Regions from separate parts of the Homo sapiens genome. Here region 2 is linked to region 1. The links are chromatin loops, found by intact Hi-C in ENCODE. Cell type or tissue: PC-9. All regions are shown on one strand. Each heading gives the region's core, and the rest is flanking DNA. Links, peaks and the distances in the headings are about the cores only. Region 1 overlaps KCNN1 (potassium calcium-activated channel subfamily N member 1). Region 2 holds the start of SLC5A5 (solute carrier family 5 member 5).

What was found. Peaks named below come from ENCODE experiments on the same cell type or tissue, not always from the same donor. Only the 100,000 strongest peaks of a DNase experiment are listed, where the experiment ranks them.
Region 2: a loop joins it to region 1, with 8 times the contacts of the local background. A loop is called at or near these places in 57 of 110 quality-filtered maps.

The regions. Positions count from the first base shown.
Region 1 is chr19:17,993,104-18,001,422 of GRCh38, forward strand. KCNN1 (potassium calcium-activated channel subfamily N member 1) reads left to right here. Exons shown (of 10, transcript NM_001386974.1): 9 at 387-456; 10 at 5,049-6,982. The coding sequence ends at 5,303. It also overlaps a transcript of ARRDC2 not described here. Among named protein-coding and RNA genes, the nearest start is that of ARRDC2, 11 kb to the right of the region's middle. RefSeq lists an enhancer at 3,683-4,184 and silencers at 3,799-4,048, 7,925-8,319. In PC-9, for the core only: CTCF peaks have their summits at 3,926 (motif pointing left), 4,125, 5,360 (motif pointing left) and 5,559; DNase peaks (open chromatin) are centred at 3,928, 4,728, 5,508, 7,978 and 2 weaker places; H3K4me3 peaks cover 2,793 bases; H3K27ac peaks cover 3,301 bases.
Region 2 is chr19:17,867,039-17,875,357 of GRCh38, forward strand. It overlaps SLC5A5 (solute carrier family 5 member 5), which reads left to right and starts at 4,907. Exons shown (of 15, transcript NM_000453.3): 1 at 4,907-5,638; 2 at 7,100-7,165; 3 at 7,456-7,507; 4 at 7,626-7,693. The coding sequence starts at 5,282. RefSeq lists enhancers at 1,722-2,375, 2,376-3,029, 6,677-7,449 and a silencer at 7,242-7,371. In PC-9, for the core only: CTCF peaks have their summits at 3,403 (motif pointing right) and 3,631; DNase peaks (open chromatin) are centred at 405, 545, 3,383 and 7,138; H3K4me3 peaks cover 793 bases; H3K27me3 peaks cover 426 bases.

The DNA.
Region 1 (8,319 bases), core at 213-8,212:
GGGTGCATGGTGGTCACAGACAGGGGGTACACCCGGGGCATGCCAACCCCAGCCTCAGAGGCGGGCAGGGTTCACATCTGCCCCATGGATCCGTGCAGGCTTCACCTTGGTCTGGGATCCAACTTCCTGGGGCAGTCCTGAGTTGGGCCGGAGACAGGACCAGCCAATGGGTGGTGTGGGCGGTGGCCAGGCTGACTTCTGGCCCTGGCGCACCGGCTGTGTACTGGGAGGGAATAGACTACAGGGAATCGGCCTCCCAACTCCCACCTCATCCTCTGATGCATGTCCCATAGGTGACCCCGGGTGGGTGCATGAAAGTCCCTGCCCCCACTGCAGCCTCCACGGGAACCTGCCTAACCCCCTCCCCCAACCCCGTGTCCCCACAGGCTCCGGAGTGTGAAGATCGAGCAAGGGAAGCTGAACGACCAGGCTAACACGCTTACCGACCTAGCCAAGGTGAGTGGGTTGGGGCAGGGTGGGCCAGACAGGGCAGGTGGGGCCCCGGAGCAGATGGGATGGGGCTCAGCTCCTGCCGGAGGAGGGCACAAGGACCCGCTGTGGGCTGAGTGCAGTGGCGGGCGGATCGCTTGAGCTCAGGAGTTTGAGACCAGCCTGGGCAACATGGTGAAATCCCGTCTCTACAAAAAAAATACAACAATTAGCCAGGCGTGGTGGCGGGCGCCTTTAATCCCAGCTACTTGGGGGCTGAGGGAGGAGAATCGCTTGAACTTGGGGGGTTGAGGCTGCAGTGAGCCGAGATGGCACCACTGCAGTCCAGCCTGGGTGACAGAGTGACACCCTGTCTCAAAAAAATGATAATAATTTTAAAAATAATTTAAAAATTTAAAAAGAGTACACAATTAGGGGGCTAAATGGGTGAAGAGGTATTTCTAGATTTAGGCATACCACCTCAATTCAAGATCTGAAATGGAAGAGAAAAAATTCCTTTGCTATGGGTATAAATTCAAATGATAGCCTTGGGAGAAAGCTTTGTATAATTTGTATAGCAATTAAACATCTGTCAGGAAATTTAAATTGATTGCAAGAGAAATTGGGGCCAGCTGGGTTCAATGGGTCATGCCTATAATCCCTGTACTTTGGGAGGCTGAGGCAGGCAGATCACTTGAGCCCAAGAGGTTGAGACCAGCCTGGGCAGCACAGAGAGACCCCATCTGTACAAAAAGAATAAAAAAATTAACCAGGCATGGTGGTGAGTGCCTGTAGTCCCAGCTATTAGGGAGGCTGAGGCGGGAGAATCACTTGAGCCCAGGAGGTCAAGGCTGCTGTGAGGTATGATCACTCTGCTGCACTCTAGCCTGGGCAACAGAGCGAGACCCTGTCTCAAAAAAAAAAAAAAAGCAAGAAAGAAATCAGTTTGTGTTATACATGGATCTGTGTGTTGATTCGAATATCAAGTCATCTCCCACTTTTTTTTTTAGCTTTATTTATTTATTTTTTGAGACAGAGTCTTGCTCTGTCACCCAGGCTGGAGTGCAGTGGCGTGATCTCAGCTCACTGCAACTTCCGCCTCCCGGGTTCAAGCAATTCTCGTGCTTCAGCCTCCAGAGTAGCTGGGATTACAGGCATGCACCAGCATGCCCGGCTAATTTTTGTACTTTTAGTAGAGACGGGGTTTCGCCATGTTGGCCAGCCTGGTCTCGAACTCCTGACCTTAAGTGATCCACCCCCCTCAGCCTCCCAAAGTGTTGGGATTACAGGCGTGGGCCACCGTGCCCAGCCCATTTCCCACTTTTTGAATTCTTCCACTGGAAGATGTGTCACTGGACCAGTTGCAATTAATCAAGTGCTTGAGATCTTTGCAACACTGATTTGAATTCCCTTCTGACCAATGACATAGTTTCAGAAAATAGCTTTTGCTCAGTGGCTACATCCCCTGATCTATCAGTCAGCTTGAGGCTAATTTCATGTTATCTTTAGAAAATGTTAAGTCCCATTCTATTTTATTTCTTGTCCCCAGTGCATTTTGGACTCACTTCCTCCATCACTAGGAAGAGAATGCAATCTAGCTTAATATTAACCTACAAGAAATTTAATTTGGAAGGGAATCTTCTTTTTTTTTTTTTTCTGAGACAGGGTCTTGCTCTGTGGTACAGGCTGGAGTGCAGTGGCAAAATCATGGCTCACCGCAGCCTCAACCTCCCCAGGCTCAAGCAATCCCCCCAACTCATCCTCTTGAGTAGCTGGGACTACAGGCGCACACCACCAGGTCCTGCTAATTTTTGTATTTTTTGTAGAGATGGGGTTTCACCATGTTGCCCAGGCTGGTCTCAAACTCCTGAGCTCAAGTGATCCTCCCGCCTTGGCCTCCCAAAGTGCTGGGATTACAGGCGTGAGCCACCGCACCCAGAAAAGAATCTTACAGAGAGAAAAACATATTCTAGACCCCTGAAGATATACAGTTAACTCTCGAACATGGGGGTTATGGGGTGCTGACCCCTTAAAAGTCAAATATTCCCATATAACTTCTTTTTTTCTTTTTGAGACAGAGTCTCACTCTGTTGCCCAGGCTGGAGTGCAGAGGTGCGATCTCAGCTCACTGCAGCCTCCATCTCCTAGGTTTAAGGTATTCTCCTGCCTCAGCCTCCTGAGTAGCTAGGATTACAGGTGTATGCCGCCACGCCTAGCTACTTTTTGTATTTTTAGTAGAGATGGGGTTTCACCATGTTGGCCAGGCTGGTCTCGAACTCCTGACTTCAAGTAATCCACCTGCCTTGGCCTCCCAAAGTGCTGGGATTACAGGCATAAGCCACTGTGCCCGGCCTCATATAAGTTTTGACGCCCCCTCACCCCAAATTTAACTACTGATAGCCTACCATTGACCAAAAGCCTTACTGATAAACAGTTGATTCACATATATTTTGTGTATATATACTGTATTCTTACAGTAAGGTATGGTAGAGAAAGGAAAATATTAAGAAAATCAGGCCAGATGCAGTGGCTCATGCCTGTAATCCTAGCACTTTGGGAAGTTGAGGAGGGGGGATCACTTGAGCTCAGGAATTCAAGACCAGCCTGGGCAACATGGCAAAACTCCATTGCTACAAAAAAAAAAAAAAAAAAATAGAAAAATTAGCAGGAGGCTGAGGTGGGAGGATCACTTGAGCCTGGGAGGTAAAAGCTGCAGTCAGCTGTGACTGTACCACTGCACTCCAGTCTGGGAGACAGAGCAAGACTCTGTCTCTAAAAAATAAAATTTTAAGCCTGGGTGTAGTGGCTCATCCCTGTAATCCCAGCACCTTGGGAGGCAAAGGTGGGCGGATCACCTGAGGCCAGGAGTTCAAGACCAGCCTGGCCAACATGGTGAAACTTTGTCTCCACTAAAAATACAAAAATTAGCCGGGTGTGGTAGCGGGCACCTGTAATCTCAGCTACTTGGGAGGCTGAGGCAGGAGAGTCGCTTGAACCCAGGAGGTGGAGGTTGCAGTGAGCCGAGATCATGCCTCTGCACTCCAGCCTAGACAACAAGAGCGAGACTTCGTCTCAAAAATAAAAATAAAAATAAAAATTTTAAACCTCAGAAAAGACTAAAAAGAACCACCTGAAGGCTGGACACTGCTCTGGCCTCCAGATGTCACCCTCTGGCTCTAGGGACTGTGGTGCCTGAGAGAGGCCAGGGTAAGGTCAGTGGTGCTAGGAGGGGAGGCCCCCACAAGGTGTTTGCACTCGGAGTGGGGTCTGCCTTGCACTGATGGAGGGAAAAGGGTAGGGGGCACAGTGGAGGAAGCTGGGAGGAAGAGGCTGGGTGTGAGAGGACAGAGGAGCTGGGGTGGGCACCTCGTCCTGTCCTGTCTTCCTTCCACCACTGCCTCCATCCTCCCACGGAGGCCGCCGCGGGGTGGCAAACCGGTGTCCTGACCCAGCTGCGCTCAGAGCCGTGGAGTGATGTTCTAGTGCCACCTGGTGGCCAGAGTGGTGTCTGCACCCAGGACTGTCCCTGCCTGGCCGGCCTCCCCTGCCCATAGGGGGACAGTGCCAGAACCGGGCAGTTGAGGTGGTAGGGATGCCCCACTGGCTGCTGTAACAGTAATTGTGGCTGTCGTGTTCCCAGTCTGTGATTGCGTCAGATTCTCAGGGCAGTCACCTTCGTCATTAGACCCCTGTCCCCTCCCCAGCCTAATGGGAGGGGTGGCAGTTCACGACTGAACAGGGTCCCCCCTCCTCTTCTTCCTAGGCAGCCATGTCCCCACGCTCCTGCTGTTCCCCAGCCTGGAGCAACGTCAGCCCCAAACATCCCCCAGGTCTGTGGGTACCACTTGAGCACTGCCTGTGGCTATGTGTGCCCTGTGGCCACTAGACCCCCAGGGCAGCTCTGGGCATGTCCCCCCACCCCAGAACCTCACTAGGCCTTTCCCAGGCCTGCCAGCCCTGAGCTTGGCTTGCTTGCTTTCTTTTTCTTGAGACGGATTTTCCCTCTTGTCACTCAGGCGCACTGAAACCTCCACCTCCTGGGTTCAAGTGATTCTCCTGCCTCATCCCCCCCGAGTAGCGGGGATTACAGGTGCCCGCTACCACATCCGGCTAATTTTTGTATTTTTAGTGGAGACAAAGTTTCACCATGTTGGCCAGGCTGGTCTCAAACTCCTGACCTCAGGCGATTCGCCTGCCTCGGCCTCCCAAAGTGCTGGGATTACAGGCGTGAGCCACCACAACCAGCTGAGCTTGGCATTTAAGACCTGTCTTTTAGGCTGGGCGCCTCCCGGAAAGAGGAGGTTGTAATGAGCCGAGATTGGGCCACTGCACTCCAGCATAGGTGACGGAGGGAGTCTCTGTCTCAAAGAAAAAAAAAAAAAAGAGAGAAAGAAAAGACCAGTCTCTCCCCTCATCCACTCTCCAATCCTTCCCTGGGCCCAGCAAGGGACCTCTGGGGCTGGGGGTATCCTCCCAGCCACCCCTCACACGGGCCCCATTAGTGGCTGGCACCCACCTGGAGCGTGTGGGCTGTCCCTCTCTGTCATTGGTGTCGTGGTATCGTCCTTTCCTCTCTCACTCAGCGGCGCCTCTCTCCTGCCCCTCTCTGTCTCCCGCAGACCCAGACCGTCATGTACGACCTTGTATCGGAGCTGCACGCTCAGCACGAGGAGCTGGAGGCCCGCCTGGCCACCCTGGAAAGCCGCTTGGATGCGCTGGGTGCCTCTCTACAGGCCCTGCCTGGCCTCATCGCCCAAGCCATACGCCCACCCCCGCCTCCCCTGCCTCCCAGGCCCGGCCCCGGCCCCCAAGACCAGGCAGCCCGGAGCTCCCCCTGCCGGTGGACGCCCGTGGCCCCCTCGGACTGCGGGTGACGGCCCTGCCCGCCACCAGACCCCTAAATCTTGGCCATCGTGTGGCCGCCACCTCCGGGAAGCCTTGTACAGTGGCGCCTCTTGGAGTTCAAGAAGCCAACGCTGAGTCAGGCTGAGTGGACTGAGGCCTGCCCCGCCCAGACTGCCCAGGCAGAGGGCAGGGCTGGACCATGGGTGAGGGCAGGGGAGCCCGGAGCTTCCTCTGGTCACCTGGTCCCCCGACTCTCCCCAGGCCCCCGGTGGGCATGGAGCAGCCCGGGGAGGGGTCCGTGCTGGTTCTGAATAAAGCAGGACCCGCCTAGTGGCTGCCTGTGTGCATGGCTGGAAGGCACTGGTGATGTCCCAGGAGGTAGACCTCCAGCCCTGGGTACCAAGATGAATGTGGGAATCAGAAAAACCTGTTCCCATCACCGGCCTAGCCTAGAATCCTAGCCTAGAAGCCCTCTCTCCCTCTGGGCTGGAGCTCAGTGAGGGACAACTCTCTAGGGACACCTGTACCAGCCCCACCTGGCGCTGAGATCCCTCAGACAGCATGGCCCAGCCCTGGCCAGAAGCATCGCTCCCCTTCAACCAACCGCGTTGATGGACACCCACTGTGTGCCAGGCCCCAGCGGGGCCCATGGGGGAGGTGACCTGGGTGAGGAAGGTCATTTGGGTTTTTGTGAGATTTGTATTGAGCACCTGCTGTCTACAGAGAATGTGATGATGTCAATTACCACACTGATTCCTCATCAGAACTTGACCATGGTGGGATGGGGGGGAAACTGAGGCCCAGAGAGGTGAATCTACCTACCTGGGACCACACTGCGAGGAAGGATGGTGCATTCAAACTGGAAATCCCCTAGGCCAAAGTAAAGAACCGGACTGGCTGGGCACAGTGGCTCACACCTGTAATCCCAGCACTTTGGGAGGGTAAAGCGGGCGGATCACCTGAGGTCAGGAGTTCAAGACCAGCCTGGGCAACATGGTGAAACCCTGTCTCTACTAAAAATATAAAAATTAGCTGGGTGTGGTGGTGCACGCCTGTAATCCCAGCTACTTGGGAGGCTGAGGCAGGATAATCGCTTGAACCCAGGAGGTGGAGGTTGCAGTGAGAAAAAACCTGGACTTGGTGGAAGGGACTCCATGGAGGAGCCATGGGGACGTCAGGAGGAGGGGTTATTTGGTGACATCCAGGGGTCAGAGAGACCCTTCAGGGGTGGGCTACAGGGGAGGGTTCCAGACACAAGTAGAATCAGAAAGGTCCCTGGAGGCCATGGGCTTGGGTGCTGGGAGCAACAGGCATTTACTTGGCAGATGCTGAGCCCTGGGTGGGGCGAGGAGGCCTGGCTCCTGGGGAGACGACGCTGTGCATAGCCGAGGAGCCCCAGGTCCTGGCAGCCTCTGATAAGGCCATCCATCGCCTGGCTCAACGAGATAACTAGGCCGTGGCTGGTGCATGAATGACCAGCTTGGGCCCACGCACGAGAAGGGTATGAGGAGGTGCTGGTCAGACCCGGGTTCGAGTCCTGACTCTGCCACTGCTGGGTGACTCTGAGCAGTGGCTGCCCCTCTGGGGCCTTGGTTGTTTCATCTGTAAAATGGGGTGACAGTCTATTTAACCAGAACTCCCTAAAAAGGGCCAGGCAACTGGTAGGTGCTCAATAAATGCTCCTTCCCGCCTGAGGGATCACACTGGAGTCTTTGGCAGGACTCATCCTTTCTACCCTGTTGTCTGGCTGGGGAAACTAAGGCCTGAGAAGGAAAGGGGCTGTCCTTCAGGGTGAGAACCCAGGGTTTGGTTAAGGAACATCCGTGGGTGTACCTTCTGTGCCAGTGGTAGCTCCCAGGTCTGATGGCAGAGGCACAGTAAACCCATAGTACTTAAAAAAAAAAAAAAAAAAACACCAAAGCCATAAAGTTATGAACAGGCCGGGCGTGGTGGCTCACGCCTGTAATCCCAGTACTTCGGGAGGCTGAGGTGGGAGGATCACCTGAGGTCAGGAGTTGGAGACCAGCCGGCCAACATGGTGAAACCCTATCTCTACTAAAAATACAAAAATTAGCTGGGCGTGGACGACTCCTGTCGTCCCAGGTACTCAGGAGACTGAGGCAGGAGAATTGCTAGAACCAGGGAGGTGGAGATTGCAGTGAGCCAGGATCACGCTACTGTGCCCCGGCCTGGGCGACAGAGCGAGACTCTGTCTTAAAAAAAGAGAGAGAGAAAGAGAAAAGTAAACAAGGCAAGAAAGAAAGAGAAAAAAAGAAAGAGAGGAAGGAGGGAAGGAAGGAAGGAAGGAAAGAAAGAAAAAACAGAGAAAAGTAAACAAGGCCAGAGGTGGCAAGGGGACTCTGAGGAAGTGGCATTTGGGCGTGGGCGGGATGGGTGGGAGAACGGATCTGGTAGCGGAACGGCCCAGTGCGGAGGCGAAGAGAGCTACTCGAGGTGGATTTTGTTTGAGGGACAGCCATGAAGTGACAATGACGGGGAGACTGAGGCGGTGCCGGGTTCTGGGCGGCGGGGGGGGCAGGGGTAGTGAGGGGCGAATGAGACCATAGGGCTGAGATCTGCGGCCGCCTCGGTGCCTCCCCAGCCACCTCCGCCCCTGCCTGCTTCTGATTCAACAGCGCCGACCCTACAAAAACAGGGCCCGCCCATCTCCGAGGATGGCAAAGTCAACAGTGCGGGCACGCGGGCGGCCAGTCCCCGGCGGCCCGCGTGCGTCACGGGGGCGGATGCAGAGGACCAGGAAGTTCGCCGACGACGCGCCCGCCCTGGGCCACCGGCGCCGGCCCAAGTTCGCCGGGGGGGCCCGGAGGAAGCTTGGGGGACGCGACGGGGGAACGCGGAAACCCCGGGGATCTGCAGGCGCGCCCGGGCCGTGTGCCTTCTCTCCGCGTGTCCAAACCGTGTCCCCAGCCGCGCGCCATGCGCTCTGGGGGCGTGCGCAGCTTCGCGCTGGAGCTGGCGCGGGGCCCGGGCGGCGCCTACCGCGGCGGGGAGCGGCTGTGCGGCCGGGTGCTGCTGGAGGCGGCG
Region 2 (8,319 bases), core at 51-8,050, 130 kb before region 1:
ACTCCAGCCTGGGCAACAGAGCGAGCCCCTGTCTCAGAAAAACAAATAGAAAAAATAAGCAAACAAAAAGAACTGCCCCTGGCTGTTGAGAGAAGGTACAAGACCAACCAGAGCAAAAGCCCTGGGTCTGGGCAGAAATGGATCCTTTCACGTGGCTGTGAGTGGGGCCAATAAGGCAGAGGCTGGCCAGCGAGAACCTGGATGTCCGCTGGGGTCTGGAGCAGGACAGGTCCTACCCGGGCTCACCCAGTTAACCCAAGGATAAGCAAGGGCAGGAATCCAGGAACTCCTCCCACCTCCTCAGGTGCTGAGGCGCTCCTGGGTCTCGTTCCTGGGCTTGTCAAGGTGCCAGGTGTCACCTCAGTAGGGCCGTGATCCCTGGGGGAGCGACATTCAAAGCCTCCCCTCCCTGACCCGCCCTGCACTTCTGCTCCTGAGTCAGAACCAGTGGGGACAAAGGCAGTGCCAAAGCAGGACAGACGAGTAGGGACCCCAAGAGACCCCAGCCCCAGTTCCTGCAACCAAGAGAGACTATATGAGAATCACAGAATCTGAGACTCACAGTTGAGTCTCAGGACTTAGAATTATGGAATCTTTTTTTTTTTTTTTTTTTTTTTGAGATGGAGTTTCACTCTTGCTGCCCAGGTTGGAGTGCAATGGCATGATCTTAGCTTACTGCAACCTCTGCCTCTTGGGTTCAAGCGATTCTCCTGCTTCAGCCTCCCGAGTAGCTGGGATTACACATGCCTGCCACCATGCCTGGCTAGTTTTTTGTGTTTTTAGTAGACACGGGGTTTCTTCATGTTGGCCAGGGTGGGCTTGAACTCCTGACTTCAGATGATCCACCTGCCTGGGCCTCCAAAAGTGTTGGGATTACAAGCGTGAGCACCGTGCCCAGTCGAATTGTGGAATCTTACAGACAGCAGCAGCAACAAGGAAGAATAGTTTGCATTTATTTATTTTTTTAGAGACAGGGTCTTCTTCTGTCGCCCAGGCTAAAGTGCAGTGGCGCAATCACCGCTCACTGCAGCCTCAACCTCCCCAGCTCAACCAATCCTTCTGCTTCAGCCTCCTAAGTAGCTGGGACCACAGGTGCACACCACCAAACTCGGCTAACTTTTAAAAATTTTTGGCTGGGCATGGTGGCTCACACCTGTAGTCCTAGCACTTTGGGAGGCAGAGGTGGGTGGATCATGTGAGGTCAGGAGTTCGAGACCAGCCTGGCCAACATGGTGAAACCCCTTCTCTACTAAAAATACAACAAACAAACAAACAAACAAAATTGTAGAGTTGGGGTCTCACTATATTGTTCAGGCTGGTCTCCAACTCCTAGCCTCCAGCCATCTTCCTGGCTTGGCCTCCCAAAGTGCTGAGATTACAGGCATGAGCCACCGAAACTGGCCTTTTTGCACTTGTTGAGTGCAGAGTTGAAGTTCAAGGACAGATTCTGGCTCCCCATGGCGTGGGTTCAAATCCCACTGTCACTCCTAGCTCACAGAAGGGGAATTGATGTCCAGGGCCACCCAGCAGGTCGTGCTGCAGTCACAGCAGCTCACAACTTCTCACCCCAACCCCTGCTGCATCTCCCAGGGAACCAAGGGGCAGGGGACAGCGCCCCGACACTGCCACCACTCTCCCATTCCTGCACATTCTGCTCACATTGTCTGCCGCGGCCTTGGGCCCTTCCTAACTCACATCCTGGGGTCCTGCTGCCCGCTTCTGTCATTGGAATCACAGTCAAGGAAGGTGTGACCTGATTCTCCCCACTCTGCTGCTTTTCCTCTCCAGGCTCACAATTCCCTCCGCTAGGGCAGGAGATGGTCCTGCACACTCTGCAGGGGCCTTCACTCCAGGCCTCCTTAGGAATTCCAAAGTGCTTTCCAAATCCACCCCCCTCCCCCCACTCGGCAGCCACCCCACTCCCGCCACTTGGATATGACCCATTTTTCAGAATCTAGAAATCTCATCAGACTCCTCACCTGCTCCAAACTCTCCTACAGTTCCCCAGCACCCTCAGAACAAAATCCACACCCCTTCCGGAGGCCCAGAAGATACCCCGTGATTGTCTGTCTCTGCTCAACCTGTATCCAGGCTGGAATTCACTGGTGTGATCACTGCTCACTGCAGCCTTGACCTCCCGGGCTCTGGCGATCCTCCCACCTCAGCCTCCCAAAGTGCTGGGATTATAAGTGTGAGCCACAGTGCCCAGCTGAAATCAGTATTTATCTGCTGGTGAGGTCAGGGCCATCACCACCCTGGGGTGGGTCCACCTGGATCATGCTGTGTCCCCAGCACCTGCCGGAGGGCCCTGCACACAGTATGCACTCAATGAACCGGCCTCAGCCCAGGCCTCTGGCCGCAGCCTGGACCCCACGGTGGGAAGAAGAGAAGCTATGCCTTCCCAGAACTTCCCTGGAGAGAAGGGGTCCATTTACATGTATTTGCACAATTTGCATATGTTTACATTGGTCGGCAGGGCTTTGCAAGTAGGGGATCCCGCTCGGATCTCCCATTGATTGATTGATTGATTGATTGAGACAGTCTCGCTCTGTCGCCAGGCTGGAGTGCAGTGGCACGATCTCGGCTCACTGCAACCTCCGCCTCCCGGGTTCAAGCGATTCTCCTGCCTCAGTCTCCCGAGTAGCTGGGACTACAGGCGCGTGCCATCACGCCCGGCTAATTTTTGTATTTTTAGTAGAGACGGGGTTTCACCACGTTGGCCTGGATGGTCTCGATTTCCTGACCTCGTGATCCGCCCGCGTCGGCCCCCCAAAGTGCTAGGATTACAGGCGTGAGCCACCGCGCCCAGCCTTGATTTTTATTTATTTATTTGTTTATTTATTTATTTTTTGAGACGGAATCTCTCTCTGTCGCCCAGGCTGGAGTGAAGTGGCGCGATCTCGGCTCACTGCAACCTCCACCTCCCGGGCTCAAGCGATTCTCCCGCCTCAGCCTCCCAAGTAGCTGGGATTACAGGCGGCCGCCACCACGCCCGGCTAATTCTTGTATTTTTAGTAGAGACGGGGTTTCACCATGTTGGCCAGACTGGTCTTGAACGGATCTCAAGAGACCCGTCCGCCTCGGCCCCCCAAAGTGCTGGGATTACAGGAGTGAGACACCGCACCCGGCCGGATCTCCCCTTTTCCAACGGGGTTTCCAGGAGGATGCCTGACCAGGGTGGAAGGAGAAAGAACTAGGTGCCTAACCCACTCTCCTGGCGAGGGCAGGAGGTACGCTCCAGCCGGCAACAGGTGCCCGCGTAGCCGCCGCAGTGTCACAGCCCCGGGGGAGGGACAGGTCCACCCTGCACAGCAGAGAGGGAGCAAGAGGACTGTCCGGGGGTTACGTGGGGACGCGTTGAGAAACGCTGGACCCAGCTGGAGCGGCCAGGGCAGAGGGTAGGCCAGAGGAGGCCACCAGGGAGCAGCAGAGGCTGGCGAGAAGCGCTCAAAAGCCCTTTTTTTTTTTTTTTTTTTTTTTTTGGAGACGGGGTCTTGCTGTGCTGCCCAGGCTGGAGTGCTGTGCAGTTCTCGACCACAGCTCATTGCAGCCTCGAACTTCCACGCTCAAGCGATCCTCCCACTTCAGCCTCCTGAGTAGCTGGGATTACAGGCATGTGCCACCACGCCTCGCTAATATTTGTATTTTTCATACAGACAAGATCTCACTATGTTGCTCAGGGTAGTCTCGAATTCTGGGACTCAAATGATCCTCCCACTTCAGCCTCCCAAAGTGCTGGGATTACAGGCATAAGCCATCATGCCCGGCCTCTGACGCTGTTTCTTTCAACCCCCAGGATTTCAGATTCCACCAGCTTATGGAGAAGGGAACCAAGTTTGAGATGCGTGATTGCCCAGAAAGTTGGAGGCTGAGCTGAGACTTGAACCCAGAGACCAGAACCTCCAGAGGTCAAAGTCCTCCTGGGTCCCCCAGAGAAGGGCCCTGAGATGACAGCTCGTTGGTCCTCATGGAAGCGTGACCCCCCCAGTAGACTTTCTCCCACACCCAACCTTGGTTTCCTCATCTATATGATAGGGACAAGCCAGACTCTACCTCCCTGGTGGTCATGGTCTCCGCTTATTCGGGTTCATAACCTTAAAGGCCCCTCGCACCACCTCAGTGAGCCATTTATGCCTGGCACAGGGCCAACTCTCAGTGCATATCTGCAAAGGAACCAATGAATGAATGAATGAAGTGACAAATGAATAAAGGAATAAATGAATGAGGCACTTATCATGTACCAGGCTTTCGTTACCACGTCCCATTTATTCCTCTGAGGCAGGGTCTATTTTATCCTTGTTACAGATGGGGAAACTAAGGCCCAGGGAGGAGCAAAGTCTTCCCCAAGTATGTACCCACTCAGAACTTGAGCTCTGAATGTCTCCCACCCAGCTTAGCCCAAGAGCGGGGTTCAGTGATGCCCACCCCCTAAGGCTCTAGAGAAAGGGGGTAGGCCCACATGCCAGTTTGGGGGTGGTAAAGCCAGGTAAGTTTTCTTTATGGGTCCCCTGAAACCCTGAAAGTGAACCCCAGTCCTGCATGAAAGTGAGCTCCCCATAGCTCAAGGTATTCAAGCACAATACGGCTTTGAGTGCTGAAGCAGGCTGTGCAGGCTTGGATAGTGACATGCCCTCTCTGAGCCTCAATTTCCCCACCTGTCAACAGCAGACAGTGACAGCTGTGATCAGGGGATCACAGTGCATGGGGATGGGTGGGTGCATGGGGATGGAGGGGCATTTGGGAGCCCTCCCCGATACCACCCCCTGCAGCCACCCAGATAGCCTGTCCTGGCCTGTCTGTCCCAGTCCAGGGCTGAAAGGGTGCGGGTCCTGCCCGCCCCTAGGTCTGGAGGCGGAGTCGCGGTGACCCGGGAGCCCAATAAATCTGCAACCCACAATCACGAGCTGCTCCCGTAAGCCCCAAGGCGACCTCCAGCTGTCAGCGCTGAGCACAGCGCCCAGGGAGAGGGACAGACAGCCGGCTGCATGGGACAGCGGAACCCAGAGTGAGAGGGGAGGTGGCAGGACAGACAGACAGCAGGGGCGGACGCAGAGACAGACAGCGGGGACAGGGAGGCCGACACGGACATCGACAGCCCATAGATTCCTAACCCAGGGAGCCCCGGCCCCTCTCGCCGCTTCCCACCCCAGACGGAGCGGGGACAGGCTGCCGAGCATCCTCCCACCCGCCCTCCCCGTCCTGCCTCCTCGGCCCCTGCCAGCTTCCCCCGCTTGAGCACGCAGGGCGTCCGAGGACGCGCTGGGCCTCCGCACCCGCCCTCATGGAGGCCGTGGAGACCGGGGAACGGCCCACCTTCGGAGCCTGGGACTACGGGGTCTTTGCCCTCATGCTCCTGGTGTCCACTGGCATCGGGCTGTGGGTCGGGCTGGCTCGGGGCGGGCAGCGCAGCGCTGAGGACTTCTTCACCGGGGGCCGGCGCCTGGCGGCCCTGCCCGTGGGCCTGTCGCTGTCTGCCAGCTTCATGTCGGCCGTGCAGGTGCTGGGCGTGCCGTCGGAGGCCTATCGCTATGGCCTCAAGTTCCTCTGGATGTGCCTGGGCCAGCTTCTGAACTCGGTCCTCACCGCCCTGCTCTTCATGCCCGTCTTCTACCGCCTGGGCCTCACCAGCACCTACGAGGTACCGGACAGAGGCCCGGGGGTAGGACCTGCCCCACTGGCAGTGCTGGGACCCCGTGTGGGGGAGGCGCTGGGGCTTTGGGCCGCTGTACAGGAGGACGCGGATGGCACCTCGGTGCTTTAACGGAAGGGGCCCCTAGGCAGACACGTGGGGAGGGTTCTAGGAAGAGGCCCCAGGCGCCCGGCGAGGGGCAGGAAGGAGGAAGAGAGAGCCTGGCGTCCTGCTCCTTCGGTGGAAGCGCGCGCGGGGCGGGGCCCGGCTCGACCAGGTGTGTCCTCACGGGTGGACACACACCTGCCCCCCACCTGCCCGGGCGTGCAGACCCACGTGTGCGCGCTAGAGGGGACTGCTGACGGCTCCGGGGTTCGAAACCTGGCTTCACTGCTTTCTTGTATCTTGGGCAAGGGGCGTGCCTCTCTGTTTGGGTTTCCCAGCTGTCCAATGGGCGAATTACAGGACCTCCCTCCAGGGGAGAGGGTAAAGCGATTAAAATCGTGACCGGGGCCCGGTGCGGTGGCTCACGCCTGTAATCCCAGCACTTTGGGAGGCCAAAGCATGCAGATCACCTGAGGTCAGGAGTTCAAGACCAGCCTGGCCAACATGGCGAAACCCCGTCTCTACTAAAAATACAAAAATTAGCCGGATGTGGTGGTGGGCACCTGTAATCCCAGCTACTTGGGAGGCTAAGACAGGAGAATTGCTTGAACCCGGGAGGTTGCAGTGAGCCGATATCGCGTCACTGCACTCCAGCCTGGGCGACAGAGCGAGACTCTTGTCTCAAAGGAAAAAAAAATATTGTGGCAGGGCGCAGTGGCTCACGCCTGTAATCCCAGCACTTTGGGAGGCCGAGGTGGGTGGATCACGAGGTCAGGAGTTCAAGACCAGCCTGGCTAACATGGTGAAACCCCGTCTTTACTAAAAATACAAAAATTAGCCGGGCATGGTCGCGCGCGCCTGTAATCCCAGCTACTCAGGAGGCTGAGGCAGAAGAATTGCTTGAACCTGGGAGGCGGAGGTTGCAGTGAGCCGAGATCGTGCCAGTGCACCCTAGCCTGGGCGACAGAGCGAGACTCCGTCCCCCCTCCCCCCCAAAAAAATCGTGACAGGTATATCCTAGGCGGCCAACACCATTGGCCCGGGGCACTGTCTACACTGTGCGCTTGCGGGCCACGTCGGTGTCTGCTGAGCGGTGGCTGCTCCAGGAGCCCGCGCCCGTCAGGCGCAAGTGGGAGGGCGCGTGCACACGCATGGACCAGTCCTCCAGGTCCACGGGGTACGCACAGGCACGGGATGGCACCTGTGCACGGGTGTGTGCGTGCGGCGGGGCCCCCACGTGCAAGAATCTGGCGGGCGCGGTTGGCTTCCGGAGGGAGGGGCCCACCTAGAGAGCAGACCAGGGACCCGAGAGGCCTCGGCTCCTGGGTAAGGACTGTCCAGGTGACCTCGAGTCCCTCCTTGCAGTACCTGGAGATGCGCTTCAGCCGCGCAGTGCGGCTCTGCGGGACTTTGCAGTACATTGTAGCCACGGTGAGTGGCCTCGGCCCCGCCCTCCGCTCAGGGCCCCGAGAGCGTCAGCCTTCACTAGCCCGGCCCCCACCATTCAAGACCCCGCCCAGACCCCGCCCCCCATGCTCCCGTTCTGACCCCGCCCCCATCAGTCCCCTCCCACACCACAGCCGGCCTGACCCCGCCTGCACTCTGGAAGACCCGGCCTATCTGCCCCGCCCATATTCTGGGACCACCCTTCTGCCTCCTCTCCCCATCCCCAACTCGCCCAGACGCCCTCCCTGCTCACCCGCCCCACACTCTGTCTACAGATGCTGTACACCGGCATCGTAATCTACGCACCGGCCCTCATCCTGAACCAAGGTGTGACTCTGGGAGATTAGGGAAGCATGTCTGGGAAGAGAAAGGGAGGGAGAGGAGAACCCAAGACTAAGTTTGCGCCCCGCCCAGGGGCCTAACAGGGGGACCTCTTTTTGCATAGTGACCGGGCTGGACATCTGGGCGTCGCTCCTGTCCACCGGAATTATCTGCACCTTCTACACGGCTGTGGTGAGTGGCCCTGGGAACTCACTCCATACGGGGGATCGGGCCCACTGTGTCTCTTGTGGGGAGACTCTGGGCTTGCCCCTTTCTCCTGAGGAAGCCTCTGTCCCAGCTGGGACCCAGTGTCCTCATCTTTATAGTGAAAAATGATCTGAAAAGCTTATTGCTGAGAATCTAGAGGTATGGTAGCTTCAGGCATGGCTGGATCCAGGCTTCCACCTCTTCTGGCTTCCAGTCCAGCAGGAAGTGAGCTCCTGCTTCATCCTGGGGCTGGCTGAGGTCCCAGGGAGGGCTACCTTTGGCTGGCTCAGGTCTGACCTTGATGGCGATATTATCATCGTAGTGATAATAATAGTAATGGCGGCCGGGCGCGGTGGCTCACGTCTGTAATCCCAGCACTTTGGGAAGCAGAGGCAGGCGGATCACCTAAGGTCAGGAGTTCGAGACCAGCCTGGCCAACATGATGAAACCCCGTCTCTACTAAGAATACAAAAATTACCTGGGCGCAGTGGCACGCGCCTGTAATCCTAGCCTCTCAGGAGGCTGAGGCAGGAGAATCGCTTGAACCCGGGAGGTGGAGGTTGCGGTGCGTGGAGATTGCGCCATTGCACTCCAGCCTGGGCGACAGAGCA